Linked DNA regions of Homo sapiens: region 1 is linked to region 2. A link is an interaction called in ENCODE POLR2A ChIA-PET data of the cell type or tissue named here. Cell type or tissue: A673. All regions are shown on one strand.

Region 1 (8,000 bases), 400 kb after region 2:
GTGCGATGTCGGCTCACTGCAACCTCCACCTCCAGGGTTCATGCGATTCTCCTGCCTCAGCCTCCCGAGCAGCTGGGATTACAGGGGCGTGCCAACACGCCCAGCTAATTTTTGAATTTTTAGTAGAGACAGGGTTTCCCATATTGGCCAGGCTGGTCTTGAACTCCTGACCTCGTGATCCACCCGCCTTGGCCTCCCAAAATGCTGGCATTACAGGTGTGAGCCACTGCGCCCAGCCTGTATAGTATTTTGTATATTTAAAATTTTTATATGTGTAACATCCACACGGTATATATTTTATTCTTTTTCATTTTCATTTTTAATTTTTGTGGGTACATAGTAGGTGTATATATTTATAGGGTATATGAGATGTTTTGATACAGGCATGTAATGTGAAATAAGTACATCATGGAGAATGGGGTATCCATCCTCTCAAGCATTTATCCTTCGAGTTACAAACAATCCAATTACACTCTATGTTAAATGTATAATTAAGTTATCATTGACTATAGTCACCCTGTTGTACTATCAAATAGTAGGTCTTACTCATTCGTTCTATTTTTTTTTTTTTTTGGTACCCATTACTGTACGTATTTATAACTTGCTTTTTTTTTTTTTTTCACTGCATTATGTTTTTGAAATCTATTCATTTAGATCAGTGGTTCCCATTTAGATCAGTGGTTCCCAACCAGGGACGATTTTGCCGCCCAGGTACCTCTGGCAATGTCTGGAGACATTTTTGGTTGTCATGATTGGGGGATGAGGGAGAAGTGCTATTGATATTTACTGGATAGAGGCCAGGGATGCTGTTAAATGTCCTATGAAGTGCAAGCCAGTCCCTCACAATAAATTATCAGATCCAAAATGTCAGTAGCACTGAGGTTGAAAAATCCTAAATCAGATATATGTAAATATAGTTCATCTCTGGTTAACTACTAGATAGCAGGCTATCATATAAGTACACTGCAATTCATTTATCCATTATTGATGGATACTTTGGTTGCTTATAATTTTTCACTATTACAATCTCTGATAAATTAGGGGAAAGTCTATGATATTATACGTAGGAGCTAAAAACAATTCTAAACTGAGAGACAGAGAGCAGAATAATGGCTGGCTGGGTGCAGTGGCTCACACTTGTAATCCCAGAACTTTGAGAAGCCAAGGTAGGGGGATCTCTTAAACCCAGGAGGTCAAGATTGCAATGAGCTATGACTGTACCACTGCACTCCAGTCTAGGCAACAGAGTGAGACTCTATCTCAAATAATAATAATAATAAAAGTAGAATGATGGTTACCAGAGGCTGGGAAGGGTAGCAGAGAGCGGGGGGAAAAGAGGGGATAGTTAATGGTTACAAAAATTAGTTAAATAGAAGGAATAAGAGCTAGTGTTTGCTGCTCTGCCTATGGAGTAGCCATTCTTTATTCCTTTACTTTCTTAATAAACATACTTTCACTTTACTCTATGGACTTGCCCAAAATTCTTTCTTGCATGAGATCCAAGACCCCTCTCTTGGGGTCTGGATCTGGAATGCTTTTTAGTAACATCTTCCTGGCAAATCCCAAAAAATATTTTTTAAAAAATTAAAAAGAGCTAGTGTTTGGTAGCACAACAGGGTGACTACAGTTAATAATAATTTATTATATAGTTCCAAATACCTTAAAAAAATGGAATAACTAAAAATATTCCCAACACAAAGAAATGATAAATGCTTGAGGTGATGGAAAGCTTAATTACCCTGATTTGATCATTATACATTGTATGCCACATGGACATTATACATGTAATCACATGTACCCCATAAATATGTACAACTAGTATGTATCCACAATAATTAAAAATAAAAAATTAATGGCTGGGTGCATTGGCTCACGCCTGTAATCTCAGCACTTTGGGAGGCCAAGGTGGGTGGATCACCTGAGGTCAGGAGTTTGAGACCAGTCTGGCCAACATGGTGAAACCCCATCTCTACTAAAAATACAAAAATTAGCCAGACCTGGTGGTGCATGCCTATAGTCCTAGCTACTTGGGAGGCTGAGGCAGAAGAATCACTTGAACCCGGGAGGCAGAGCACTGCACTCCAGCCTGGGTGACTAAGCGAGTCTCTGTCTAAAATAAATAAATAAATAATAATAACAATAAATGAAAAAAAGTGAAAATGAAAGGTAAATCTAAAATAAAAGTCTACGATATTAATTCAGCTATTTTAAAAAAACCACAAACTTTGGGAATTCAACAACAGGTCTGGAGGGAGATGGAAGTTTGGTTTTAAACTGTTTAAAAATTATCCTGGTGTGCAGAATGGGAGCCTCTCCTGCAACATAAATTAAAATGTTGGACATTTAAGCTACTTGTAATTTTTTCCCCAACAGTAAAAAATAGTTGAGTAAATTATGGGGGTACATCCATTTGCTGAAATATTGTGCAGCTTTTTTTTTTTTTTTTTTTTGAGATGGAGTCTCGCTCTGTCCCCAGGTGCAATCTCAGCTCACGGCAACCTCCGCCTCCTGAGTTCAAGCGATTCTCCTGCCTCAGCCTCCCTAGTAGCTGGGACTACAGGCACGCACCATCATGCCCAGCTAATTTTTGTATTTTTAGTAGATACGGGGTTTCACCATGTTGACCAGGATGGTCTTGATCTTTTGACCTCGTGATCCGCCTGCCTCGGCCTCCCAAAGTGCTGGGATTACAGGCGTGAGCCACCGCGCCTGGCCATATTGTGCAGCTTTTAAAAATTATGTTTATAAAGACTTCATAATGCCATGGAAAATGTGATATCATGATGAGTAAAATTACATAGAGGAGGATGCAAAATTTCTTTCGTTGTTTTTTTTTTCTTTTTTGAGGCAGAGTCTCACTCTGTCATCCAGGCTGGAGTGCAGTGGTGTGATCGCTTGAGCCCAGGAGGCGGAGGTTGCCAGCCTGGGTGACAGAGTGAGACTCCGTCTCAAAAAAATAAATAAATAAGAATAATAAATAATAAATAAAAAATAAAAAGAACTACCTAAATACCAATCTTTGTAGTAGGAGTCTTAACAATAACTCACCTTTCTGGCCAGTCTACTGAGAGCTGGAAGTAATTCTCTGCCATTTCTAGCCTTTCCCGGTACTGAGCAGAACCTTCTATCAGTCCCTTAAAAAAAAAAAAAGGTCTATCAGAACATTACTCACAAGTTGTCATGAAAAAAATGTGTTCACCAGCAACTTTCAGGGAGGCAGCAAATAATCTACTACTCAGGAATCACGTGCCCCAAGTCCTAGGCCCTGTTTTATCATTAATGGGCCTGTTTGAGCTCCAGTTTCTTCAAATGAGGGGACGCGGCTAGATGTAGTGATTCCTAATCTTTTCCACCATTAAGGGCCTATTTCCAGTTTGGAAAGTTTTCCACCATTTTCTTTTACTTAATTACTTATTAAGATATAATTGGCTGGGTGCGATGGCTCACGCCTATAATCCCAACACTTTGGGAGGATGAGATGGGCAGACTGCTTGAGCTCAGGAGTTCAGGACCAGCCTGGGCAACATGGTGAGACCCTGCCTCTATGAAAAAAAAAATTAAATTAAAGATATAGCTGATTAACTAGTAATTCACAAAACAAAGTACAGAAAGTTTGCCAAGTAGAATAAAAAATGGCAAAATCCCACCATTACTATCATTTGTGTTTTCTAAATGCATATTTATAGTGATAGTCATACTTAGTATTTTACATTTTTTAAGAATATACTAGCTGGGCACTGTGGCTCATGCCTATAATCTCAGTACTTTGGGAAGCAGAGGTGGGAGGGTCACTTGAGGACATGAGTTTGAGACCAGCCTGGGCAACATAGCAAGACTTCGACTCTACTAAAAAGAAAAAAAAACAATCTTTAGCCAGGCAATGGTGGCACATGCCTAGTCTCAGCTATTTGAAAGGCTGAGGCAGGAGGATCACTTGAGCCTAGGAGATCGAGGCTGCAGTGAGCTATGATCCTACCACAACACTGGCTTGCGTGACAAAGCAAGACCCTATACAACAACAATAACAACAACAGTAATAGCTGGGCACGGTGGCTCACGCCTGTAATCCCAGCACTTTGGGAGGCCAAGGCGGATGGATCACCTGAGGTCAGGAGTCCGAGACCAGCCTGGCCAACATGGTGAAACCCCATTTCTACTAAAAATACAAAAATCGGCTGGGTGTGGTAGTGTGGGCCTGTAATCCCAGTTACTCAGGAGGCTGAGGCTGAGGAGAATCGCTTGAACCTAGGAGGTAGAGGTTGTAGTGAGCCAAGATTGTGCCATTGCACTCCAGCCTAGGCGACAAGAGCAAAACTCCATCTCAAAAAAAAAAAAATACCATATATATACTATAATATCATTAGTACTTTTCGTATTGCTGTGCCATCTTTATCATCATCATATTCTTCGGGACTTTTCCACTTCTTGGATATTTCCTTTAAAAAGATTATTCAAAGTGAAGGTTCCAAGTTTGAACCTTTCTATACCTCTTGGAAGACACTACCAAATTACTTTCCAGTTAAGATTCTACCAGTTTGCAATGTTACCAGCAAGGTATAGGAGTGTTATTTTTACCATACTCTCGACAGCACAGAATATCATTCATATCCTTTTGTACATACATGAAAGACATTCTTCATTACTGTGTTCATATATATATATATATATCTTTACTACTTGTGAAGTTGAATATTTTAAGAGAAATTTACTAGGTATCTTTTAATAATTTTTAAAATCCACATCTTTGCTAATTTTCCTATCTGGTGTTTTCATGTTTGCATTATCAAGTTTTTGCAAGTTGTTTTATCTGGTACAGATAATCACTTTCATCATTTAATACCAACAGTGTTAGTTTTTCTCTAATACTGGAAACAGTTCATAGATACCTCCTTCATTAGCACCTGAGTACCACTGAACTAGAAAGGTCTCCTTTAAGTCTAGCTTCCATAATTATGTCATACATTTAAATATGGACTATAGGACTTTAAGTCGCTGGCTTGATTTTCCCTGGATTGAATACTTAAAAGCAAATATATTGCAAGTCCTACCTTAAAGTAATCATTCTTTTTCAGACTTTCAAGGAAACTGGCCCAGAGTGGTGAGGCAGTCACAAGGGATTTCTTGCAGTCAGAAAAATGTGGGCTACATTTGGAGCATAAGATCTCAAATCCATGAGCCTAGATGAGATAGGTAGAATTTTTGTTACTAAGTTCCTTTTTTCCCGTATCTTATTATAACACATTACTTTTTTTCCATTGAGCCACACTCTAGAACTAGATGACTGGATACATGGGCATTTGGACAATTATAACACTTTTTGAATTTTATGAAAAATATAAACTTATTCCCAAGTTTCTCAATCATTATAGATTACTAAAAACATAAAAGGAAAGAAAATAATATACAATAAAGATTCCTGTTCTCTTCAAAGAGATTCCTTTTCCTGCTGATTACAAAACCAGAAATTTACATTTATTTTTTGTTTGATTATGAACAGGGTTACAAAAGGTTTCTTGTCCAACAGAAATTATACATATATTGAACATGATCTCAGACATAGTAAAGAGAGGAAATCACTTCATTTTAAAAGTCCTTTGATTAAAAAAAATAATAGATGCACATGGCTAAATAATTCAAACAGGGAGCTTCCCTGATCAAGCTAGAGAACACCATTACCAACTTCTTGCACATCCTTTCAGAAGTAACCTACACACTGAAGTATTATGTGTGTGCCTCTCTGTATGCATAGCTTTCTACTCCACCCCTTTTGTTGCTCAATGGACGCATACACACTACTCTACACCTTGCTTTTTACACTTAACCATATACCTTGGAGATCACTTACATGAGCACACACAAATTCATCCATCTTACTTCATGGCTAGAGCACAATTTATCTAACTATTCCCCTACTAATGGACATTTAAGTAGTTTCCAGTCTCCTGCTACTATGAACAATGCTGTCATGACTATGCTCCATATATGTCCTTGTATATAGGTAAAATACATAAAGAATCATTTTCTAGAAGTGAAAATGCTGACTAAAAAGGTTTGTGCATTTTAAATGTTGATGAATACAGATGGTCCCCAACTTATGATGGTTTGACTTAACATTTTTTGACTTTATGATGGTGTGAAAGCAATATGCATTCAGTAGAAACCTTACTTACAATTTTTATCTTTTTGCAGGCTAGCAATATGCATACTGTCTCATGATGCTGGATACACAGTGGCAGCAAGCTGCAGTTGGCAATGTGATCACAAAGGCAATCAACCAATACTGTACTCTATAGTATACTGTATTCAATAAATTACATGACATATTCAACAGTTTATTATAAAATAGCCTTTGTGTTAGATGATTTTGCCCAACTGTATGCTAATGTAAGTATTCTGAGCCCATTTAAGGTAGGCTAGGCTAAGCTATGATGTTTGGTTGGTTAGCTGTATTAAATATATTTTTGACTTATGATATTTTCAATTTTTGACAGGTTTATCAGGAAGTTACCCCACTGTAAGTCAAGGAACATCTGTTTTGCCAAAATGTTCTCCTAAGGGATACAATCAATTTATATTCCTATCAACAATGTCTGAGAATGTTTTTCTGTATATATTCTCAACAACCCAGTATGTATTATCAAGCCGTTTGATACTTGCTAATAAATGATGAAAAACACTATTTTGAGGAAGAATCAATATCGTAAAAATGGCCATTCTGCCCAAGGTAATTTATAGATTCAATGCCATCCCCATCAAGCTACCAATGACTTTCTTCACAGAATTGGAAAAAAACTACTTTAAAGTTCATATAGAACAAAAAAAGAGCCTGCATTGCCAAGTCAATCCTAAGCCAAAAGAACAAAGCTGGAGGCATCATGCTACCTGACTTCAAACTATACTGCAAGGCTACAGTAACCAAAACAGCAAGGTACTGGTACCAAAACAGAGATATAGACTAATGGAACAGAACAGAGCCCTCAGAAATAATGCCACATATCTACAACTATCTGGTCTTTGACAAACCTGACAAAAACAAGAAATGGGGAAACGATTCCCTATTTAATAAATGGTGCTGGGAAAACTGGCTAGCCATATGTAGAAAGCTGAAACTGGATCCCTTCCTTATACCTTATACAAAAATTAATTCAAGATGGATTGAAGACTTAAATGTTAGACCTAAAACCATAAAAACCCTAGAAGAAAACCTAGGCAGTACCATTCAGGACATAGGCATGGGCAAGGACTTCATGTCTAAAACACCAAAAGCAATGGCAACAAAAGCCAAAATTGACAAATGGGATCTAATTAAACTCAAGAGCTTCTGCACAGCAAAAGAAACTACCATCAGGGTGAACAGGCAACCTACAGAATGGGAGAAAATTTTTGCAATCTACTTATCTAACAAAGGGCTAATATCCAGAATCTACAAAGAACTTAAACAAATTTACAAGAAAAAAACAAACAACCCCATCAACAAGTGGGCAAAGGACATGAACAGACACTTCTCAAAAGAAGACATTTATGCAGCCAAAAGACACATGAAAAAATGCTCATCATCACTCGCCATCAGAGAAATGCAAATCAAAACCACAATGAGATGGTAATCTCACACCAGTTAGAATGGCGATCATTAAAAAGTCAGAGAACAACAGGTGCTGGAGAGGATGTGGAGAAATAGGAACACTTTTACACTGTTGGTGGGACTGTAAACTAGTTCAACCATTGTGGAAGTCAGTGTGGCGATTCCTCAGGGATCTAGAACTAGAAATACCATTTGACCCAGCCATCCCATTACTGGGTATATGCCCAAAGGATTATAAATCATGCTGCTATAAAGACACATGCACACGTATGTTCACTGTGGCACTATTCACAATAGCAAAGACTTGGAACCAACCCAAATGTCCAACAATGATAGACTGGATTAAGAAAATGTGGCACATATACACCATGGAATACTATGCAGCCATAAAAAATGATGAGTTCATGTCCTTTGTAGG
Region 2 (8,000 bases):
AACCAGAAAAGTAAGGAGTAGTGCATTTTTAAAAACTCTGAGTTTTTGTTGGTTTTCTTTTCTTTTCGTTGTTTTAAAAAATATGTTAAAGAATGTATAGTGCTTGTTATGATGAGGTAATAAGGACTGTTCTTGTTACAGATAATTTTGTTGCTTTTGCACTTCGCTGCAGTGCCTGTTATGCCTGCTATTGGTAATACAAAAATTATTTTGGAAACACATAAAAACATAGAAATAGGTCAGGCACGGTGGCTTATGCCTGTAATCCCAACACTTTGGGAAGCTGAGGCAGGAGGATCGCTTGAGCCCTTGAGCCCAGTCAGGGTAACACAGGGAGACCTCGTCTCTACCAAAAAAAGAAAGGAAAAAAATAAAAAAGCTAGATGTGGTGACGTACGCCTGTGGTCCCAGCTATTCTGGAGGCAGAGTGGGAGGATCACTTGAGCCTGGGAGGTCGCAGCTGCAGTGAGCCATGATCATGCCACTGGCTTGACAGAACGAGATCCTGTCTCAGAAAAAAACAAAACCAAACCAAACCATGGAAGTGTAATATGGCCAAATATTTAATTTAAAATATTTTAGTAGCCGTATTTTAAAAAGTGGAAAGAAACAAGTAAAATTAATTTGAATAATATATTTTATTTAACATAATATAAAAATATTTCACTATTCAATATAAAAATTAATGAGTTACATCCTTTTTTTCATACTTAATCTTCAAGAGTCTTACGACAACCATCTTTTTTTTTTTTTGAGACGGAGTCTTGCTCTGTCGCCCAGGCTGGAGTGCAATGGCACGATCTCAGCTCACTGCAACCTCTGCCTCCCGGGTTCAAGTGATTCTCCTGCCTCAGCCACCTGAGTAGCTGGGACTACAGGTGCCCGCCACCACGCCCAGCTAATTTTTGTATTTTTAGTAGAGATGCGGTTTCACCAGGTTGGCCAGTCTGTTCTTGAACTCCTGACTTCAGGTGATCCGCCCGCCTTGGCCTCCCGAAGTGCTGGGATTACAGGCGTGTGCCACCGCACCGGCCAACCGTCTTAATTATCGTTAGATTAGACACATTTTAAGTGCTCAGTAGAGCGTGTAACTGTCATATTGAACAGTGTAGTTCTGCATTTTGTTATCTTTTCCCCATCAGATCGATTAACAAGGAGTGATAAGTAATAACTTTTTTCCTGTCTAGTGAACTATCCAAAGTGAATGTCAAGGAGATATAATGGCTGGGCGAGGTGGCTCATGCCTGTAATCCTGGTGGTTTGAGAAGCCTAGAGGGGAGAATCATTTGAACCCAGGAGTTTGAGACCAGCCTAGGCAACATAGCAAGACCCTGTCTCTACAAATAATAAATTTTAAAAAGGAGATATAAGGAGTCTGGTTAATTCATTCTCTGAAGAAATACTTCATTGTTTAAAAAAAAAAAGATAAACTCTAAGGGAAGGACATCCTGATCCATGTTTGTTACAGTCTCAAGAAAATAATTATAATTTGAAACCTGTTCTTTCCTTGACAGTGGTATTACTTTAAGGAAACAGGTAAACTTTCCATCTGAGGATTAAGATGTTAGAGTCATTTAGCTTCTCTAGAATTTGCCACACAGCATCCTAAATTGGGATGAAAAGCACTCACTATTCCACACTATCAAATAGCTGTAAAACTTGAGAATGTTGGATTATGATGGCTCACGCCTATAATCCGAACACTTTGGGAGGCCAAGGTGGGAGGATTGTTTGAGCCCAGGAGTTCAAGACCAGTCTGGGCAACAGCAACATGGTGAAATCTCATCTCTCCCAATAATTGAAAAAAAAAATGTTGTTTTTTTTTTGCCAGTCATGGTGGCACATGTATGTGGTCTCAGCTACTTGGGAGACTGAGGTGGGAGGATTGCTTGAGCCCTGGAGGACAAGGCTACAGTGAGCCGTAATCATGCCACGGCACTTCATCCTGGACGACTGAGTGAAAAACCTTGCCTCTAAAATCAAAAACCAACTTGAGAATGGTGACATGGGCAGAGATTTTAAATGAGTGATTTATTTTTCTCCAACCTGACTGATAGGAGCTTTTCTTCTAAGGTATAAGGTATTTACTAGAGTGTGAAGCTATTTATATGCAATTATATAATGCAAAGAATATAATTTTATTAGCTTATAATTACAAAATAAATACAACACATTAGGTTGATCAAATTAAATGTTCTGCCTTTTTTGGCCTATTATAGGGACTTGTGTTTGTAAGGACTGCTTTCTATGTCTTGGTGATAGATAAGGATTAAAAGTTAGGTTCTTAAAGGGGGTTAGGATGGCCATATAAGTCACCTCTAAATTGCAGTGCCTTTTGAGTGAAAGAGAGTGCTGACAATAAATATGTTACAGGAGCAGGTGTTAAGCTGGACTATCCCAGGCAAATTGGGACATATGGTCACCCTAGTTAAAGGGTGCTGTTGTAGCTTTGCTACCTTCTTTTTTTTAAATGAGACGGAGTCTTGCTCTGTTGCCCAGGCTGGAGTGCAGTGGCGTGATCTCAGCTCACTGCAGCCTCCGCCTCCCAGGTTCAAGTGATTCTCCTGCCTCAGCCTCCCAAGTAGCTGGGACTACAGGCGTGTGCTACCATGTCCAGCTAATTTTTGTACTTTTTTTTTTTTTTTTCAGTAGAGGCAGGGTTTCACCATGTTGACTGGGCTGGTCTTGAACTCCTGACTTCAGGTGATCCGCCTGCTTTGACTTGGCCTCCCGAAGTGCTGGGATTACAGGTGTGAGCCACTGTGCCCAGCCTTTGCTACCTTCTTTTTGGAGAATCCTGGTAGGCTGTAGGAAGTGAAGTCACAGAATTCATCAGTGTAAAGTTCCTGATCTGTGAGTGAGGTCTCCTTCATCTCAGAGCTTAGAACACTTTTTATTCAGGGAACACTGAACTGGAGAGATTAAGAGGGAAAAGGTAAATAATTTTAATTTAACAGACGAACAGTTTCTCCCATATCTGCAAGAAGGTTTTACGTGCATGAATACCAATGTGACTGAAGGATGTTTCCTTTTAATTGTGTAATATTATTATTTTTAAATTCTAGATTAAGATAATAAAATAGGTACAAAACTGAGCTCTGAGAAAACTTTGTTGCAAGGCATTGATTACAAATTTGATTTTTAAGAGCGTTGTTCAGTACGCTTATTTAGGCTTCTTGTTAACCATCTTTGAGGGAGATATCCTAGCATTTATGTGGATGGGTGTCTAACTGCATGATCCAGTAGGCTTTTACATTTTCAAGAAGTAGGTATGTGACGACACAGATATGCATCATTTGGAGGAGATACTGATTTTTTTCAGACTTTGAAGTCTATATTTAATAAAATTGACCTTTTTTTGATGTACGTGTCTATGAATTTACATAGATTTGTGTAACCACCTTCACAATCAGAATGCAGAACAGTTTCATTGCCCCTAAATTTCTCTTGTGCTGCCCATTTGAATTCAGTTCTTCCTCTCATCCCTAACCCCCCTGACAACCTTTCATTTGTTCTGTTTCTATACTTTTGCCTTTTGCAGATTGTCATATAAATGAAATCAAATAGTTTATAACATTTATGTTGCTTATTTAGCTTAGATTAGCTTATTTCACTCAGCACAATGCCTTTGAGGTTCATCCATGTTATTGCATGTTTCAATAGTTTGATATTTTAATTCATTTTTATTTTTTATTTTATTTTTTTGGAGACAGAGTTTTGCTCTGTTGCCCAGGCTGGAATGCAGTGGCATGATCTCGGCTCACTGCAATCTCCATCTCCTGGGTTCAAGCGTTTTTCCTGCCTCAGCCTCCCGAGTAGCTGGGATTACAGGCACACGCCACCATACCTGGCTAATTTTTTTATATTTTTGGTAGAGATGGGGTTTCACCATGTTGGCCAGGCTGGCCTCGAACTCCTGACCTCAAGTGATCCACCTGCCTCGGACTCCTAAAGTCCTGGGATTATAGGTATGAGCCACCGCACCCAGCCTCAAATGGTTTTTTTTTCTCTAACATCTTCTTCTTCTTCTTTTTTTTTTTTTTTTTTTTTTTTTTTTTTGAGACAGAGTCTCATTCTGTTTCCCCGGGCTAGAATGCAGTGGCATGATCTTGACTCACTGCAACCTCTGCCTCCTGGGTTCAAGTGATTTTCGTGCCTCAGCCTCCTGAGTAGCTGGGACTACAGGCATGCACCACAATGCCTGGCTAATTTTTGTATTTTTTGGTAGAGACGGGGTTTCACCATGTTGGCCAGGCTGGTCTCAAACTCCTGGCCTCAAGTGATCCGCCCACCTTGGCCTCCCAAAGTGCTGGGATTACGGGTGTGAGCCGCTGCACTCCACCTCTTTCTCTTCTTAATGATGTTGTTGTTGCACAGGTTCCCGAGGGTCTGGCTTCCTTTGAGACATTGTTATTAATCCCTCAGTGTCATTCCTTTGAGACATTGTTATTAATCCCTCAGTGTCATTCATTCAGATGCCACTGTGAACATTCTTGTGCAGGCCTGCTTGGGTACATGTGACAGACTTTCTTTTTTTTTTTTCCTGAGACAGAGTCTGGCTCTGTCGCCCAGGCTGGAGTGCAGTGGTGCCATCTCGGCTCACTGCAGCCTCCACCTCCTGGGTTAAAGTGATTCTACTGCCTCAGCATCCCGAGTAGCTAGGACTACAGGCACCCGCCACCACGCTGAGCCAATTTTTTGTATTTTTAATAGAGACGGGGTTTCACCATGTTAGCCAGGATGGTCTCGATCTCCTGACTTCGTGATCCACCCCCCTAGGCCTCCCAAAGTGCTGGGATTACAGGTGTGAGCCACCATGCCCGGCCGCACATTTATATCTTTAATTCATTTGTCTATTTGAAGTCAACCCTTAGGAGATAATACTTTTCACGCATTATCTCAGAGAAGATCAGTCTGCTGAGGACATAAGTGACAGGTCCAGATTTTTTTTTTTTTTTTTAATACTAGAGACAGGGTTTCACCATGTTGGTCAGGCTGGTCTTGAACTCCTGGCCTCAAGTGATCTGCCTGCCTCGGCCTCCCAGTGTGCTGGGATTACAGGCATGAGGCACCACGCCCACCCTCCAAATGTTTTTTTGAATGGGCAAAATAATCCACAGTAAATATAGAATGTGCTTTATGTCTAAATGCTAAGAACATATAGGCATTAATGACGTTGAAAACATTCTTTTCTTAGTACTGTATTGATAAATGTGTGGCTAGCTTTTTGGTGGCAGTAATAAACATGAATAGCAACAAAGCAACAACAAAACTGAGGGCACATTTGGAAGACAAAGAGATATGAAGGACAATATGGGATCTGGTGTTAGTTTTGTTTTGGGTTTTGCCTGCTGCATGGGTCACAGGAAACATTTAGTTACAGAACTGGAGACCTATTAAAATCCTCTCATTTGTAGGCCTGTGGTGTGTGTTTCTTATAGCAGAGCAATGGCTGCTGTGTGACTGTAAGTTTGGAATTTATGGTAATAGAAGCTTTAAATATCCCAAACATTACAGTAAAGGTGGAAGGAGCCCTTCTTAAAGAAGCAAGGTCAAATATTCATTTTGAAGTTGAAATGAATCAACAGGCAGTCTCTGAAGAATGCCATTTCCAAGTTCAGAGAAGATGCAGTTATGCCATCATAACATCATAACAGTCTGCTGGTTTCTGCATGACATGTGGATATAAAACACCATCTTTTCTATTGAGAGGCCCTAATTTAAAGCAAGAAAGTTCAGTGGTTGTGGTGACTTTTTAAAAAGTTGCTTCAAACATTATAGGGTGAAGAATTTTTCTTTCTTGGAGGATACCAGTTAACCTTAGACCTCTTAGATTTGTATTGTTTACATATATCGCTAATGAAATAATTTTTTTCTCACAGTTTAAAGTGATCTGTGAGCATGATTATCTTCCCTAAAATAAGTAACACCCAAAATAAGAATATATGATGTAAAAATTTTAAATGAGTTAATACCAGCAGCAAAAATATTACTTGACATTCCATCATATTAATACATTAAGTTCTAGTTACCAAGAACCCTTTATATTTACTCGTTGTTACATTGTACAATATAGTTTATAAACTGCTTGTTCATTTATCAAATTTCATTCAACATTCCCAGAAATGTCTTGTGCAGTAGGTGGTATTCATTTTTAGTGTATTAGGAATCTGAGGCTGAGAGAGATTATGATATTAATAGTTACAGTTTATTGAGAACCTATTAAGTACCTGGCACCTTAACTTGCATCATTTCATTTAATACTGAAAACCACATAATGGGCCGGGCGTAATGGCTTATGCCTGTAGTCCCAGAACTTTGAGAGGCTGAGGCTGGTAGATCGCTTGAGCCCAGAAGTTTGAGACCAACCTGGGCAACATGGCAAAATCCTGTCTCTATAAAAAATACAAAATACTAGCTGGGTGTGGTGGTGGCATGCGCTTCTGGACCCAGCTACTTGGGAGGATGATGTGGGAGGATTACCGGAGCCTGGGAGATTGAGATTGCAGTGATCTGTGATCACGCCACTGCACTCTAGCCTGGGTGACAGAGCAAGAAGACTTTGTCCAAAAAAAACAAAAAAACAAAACACACACACACACAAACCCACACTATGAAGTAAGTACTGTTTTCAGCCATATTTCCCAGATGAGGAAACTGAGGTTTAGAGTGATTAAGTAACTTACCCTAGATTATATTGCAAGTAGCAATTGTTATATGGTAAGTAGCAGAGTAGGCAGAGCCACCACTAGCTATGAGAGACTTCTGTTTGAATTAGGAAAGTTACCCCCTGTGGTGAACCAATGAGGAAGCCAAACTTCCTCTGGCCTGGCACACCACCCGAAGCAGTAACTTGGGGACCTGTGCTTAGATGCCACTTATTTCAGCATCTGTGAGCTGAACATGGGCAGAATTTCAGCCTTATTTTGCTTCCTTGATGCCTTTGTACTGTGCACAAACTGAGCCACCCTTACCCAAAGGTCTTAAAGCCCAGATTTCAATCCAGGTCTATTTGAGTCCGGAGCTTATATTCTGTTTAATAGCATGCTGCCAATTAATGGCAAAGTTAAGACTTCAGCCAGATTTTCTGATCATCAGTATTTTCCTCCTTCTATTATGTATCATGCAGGTTGGTTGAATTACAGATGACACTGGAGGCGGGGCATGCTGACTCACACCTGTAATCTCAGCACTTTGGGAGGCTAAGGCAGGGGGATTACTTGAGCCCAGGAGTTTGAGATGAACCTGGGCAACATAGACCCTGTCTTTACAAAGAATTAAAAAATTAGCCAGGCATGTTGGCACACACCTGTGGTCCCAGCACTTTGGGAGGCAGAGACAGGGTTTCACCATGTTGATCAGGATGGTCTTGAAGTCCTGACCTCAGGTCATCCACCTGTCTTAGCCTCCCAAACTGCTGGGATTACAGGCATGAGCAGCCCAGGAGGTTGAGGTGGCAGTGAGCCATGAGTGCATCACTGCACTCCAGCCTGGGCTTAGCTAGACACTGCCTCAAAAACAACAACAACAAAAAGCCCAACAAATGACACTCAAGTCCCATACTGCCCAGTTTGCAGACATTTTTTGCAGATGATGTTAAAGATTTCTTAGCACTTCTACAGAGTTATAACCTCACATATTTCATAACAAACTGTGTTTTTATGTGGCTCAAGATTTGTATTGAATTCCTGGTATCACTACCTAGTTAGCTGTGTGACCTTGATCAAGTTAGGAAGGGAATATAATAAGTATAGTGGTTAAAAGCATGGACTGTAGTCTCAGACTACCTGGGGTCAAATTCTAGCTATTTCTTACTAGATATGTGAACCTGAGATTTTTTTTTTTTTTTTTTTTGAGGCAGAGATTTGCTCTTGTTGCCTGGGCTAGAGTGCAATGGTATGATCTCAGTCACTGCAACCTCTGCCTCCCGGGTTCAAGCAATTCTCCTGCCTCAGCCACCCAAGGAGCTGGGATTACAGGCATGCACCACCATGCCCAGC

Evidence for each region. ChIA-PET counts read pairs that join two places held together with the same protein. Peaks named below come from ENCODE experiments on the same cell type or tissue, not always from the same donor. Only the 100,000 strongest peaks of a DNase experiment are listed, where the experiment ranks them.
Region 1: POLR2A ChIA-PET joins it to region 2 with 11 read pairs; 3 of 35 experiments call an interaction of 5 or more read pairs at or near these places.

The regions. Positions count from the first base shown.
Region 1 is chr10:73,143,228-73,151,227 of GRCh38, forward strand. It overlaps ECD (ecdysoneless cell cycle regulator), which reads right to left. Exons shown (of 14, transcript NM_007265.3): 8 at 5,049-5,177; 9 at 3,049-3,134. It overlaps LOC124902452 (a long non-coding RNA gene), which reads left to right and starts at 5,243. Exons shown (of 2, transcript XR_007062194.1): 1 at 5,243-6,384; 2 at 6,492-8,000. In A673, no CTCF peak of the experiment used is centred here; no DNase peak of the experiment used is centred here.
Region 2 is chr10:72,747,313-72,755,312 of GRCh38, forward strand. All of the region lies in intron 1 of MCU (mitochondrial calcium uniporter), which reads left to right. LOC124902450 (a long non-coding RNA gene) reads left to right here and starts at 4,282. Exons shown (of 2, transcript XR_007062189.1): 1 at 4,282-8,000. In A673, no CTCF peak of the experiment used is centred here; no DNase peak of the experiment used is centred here.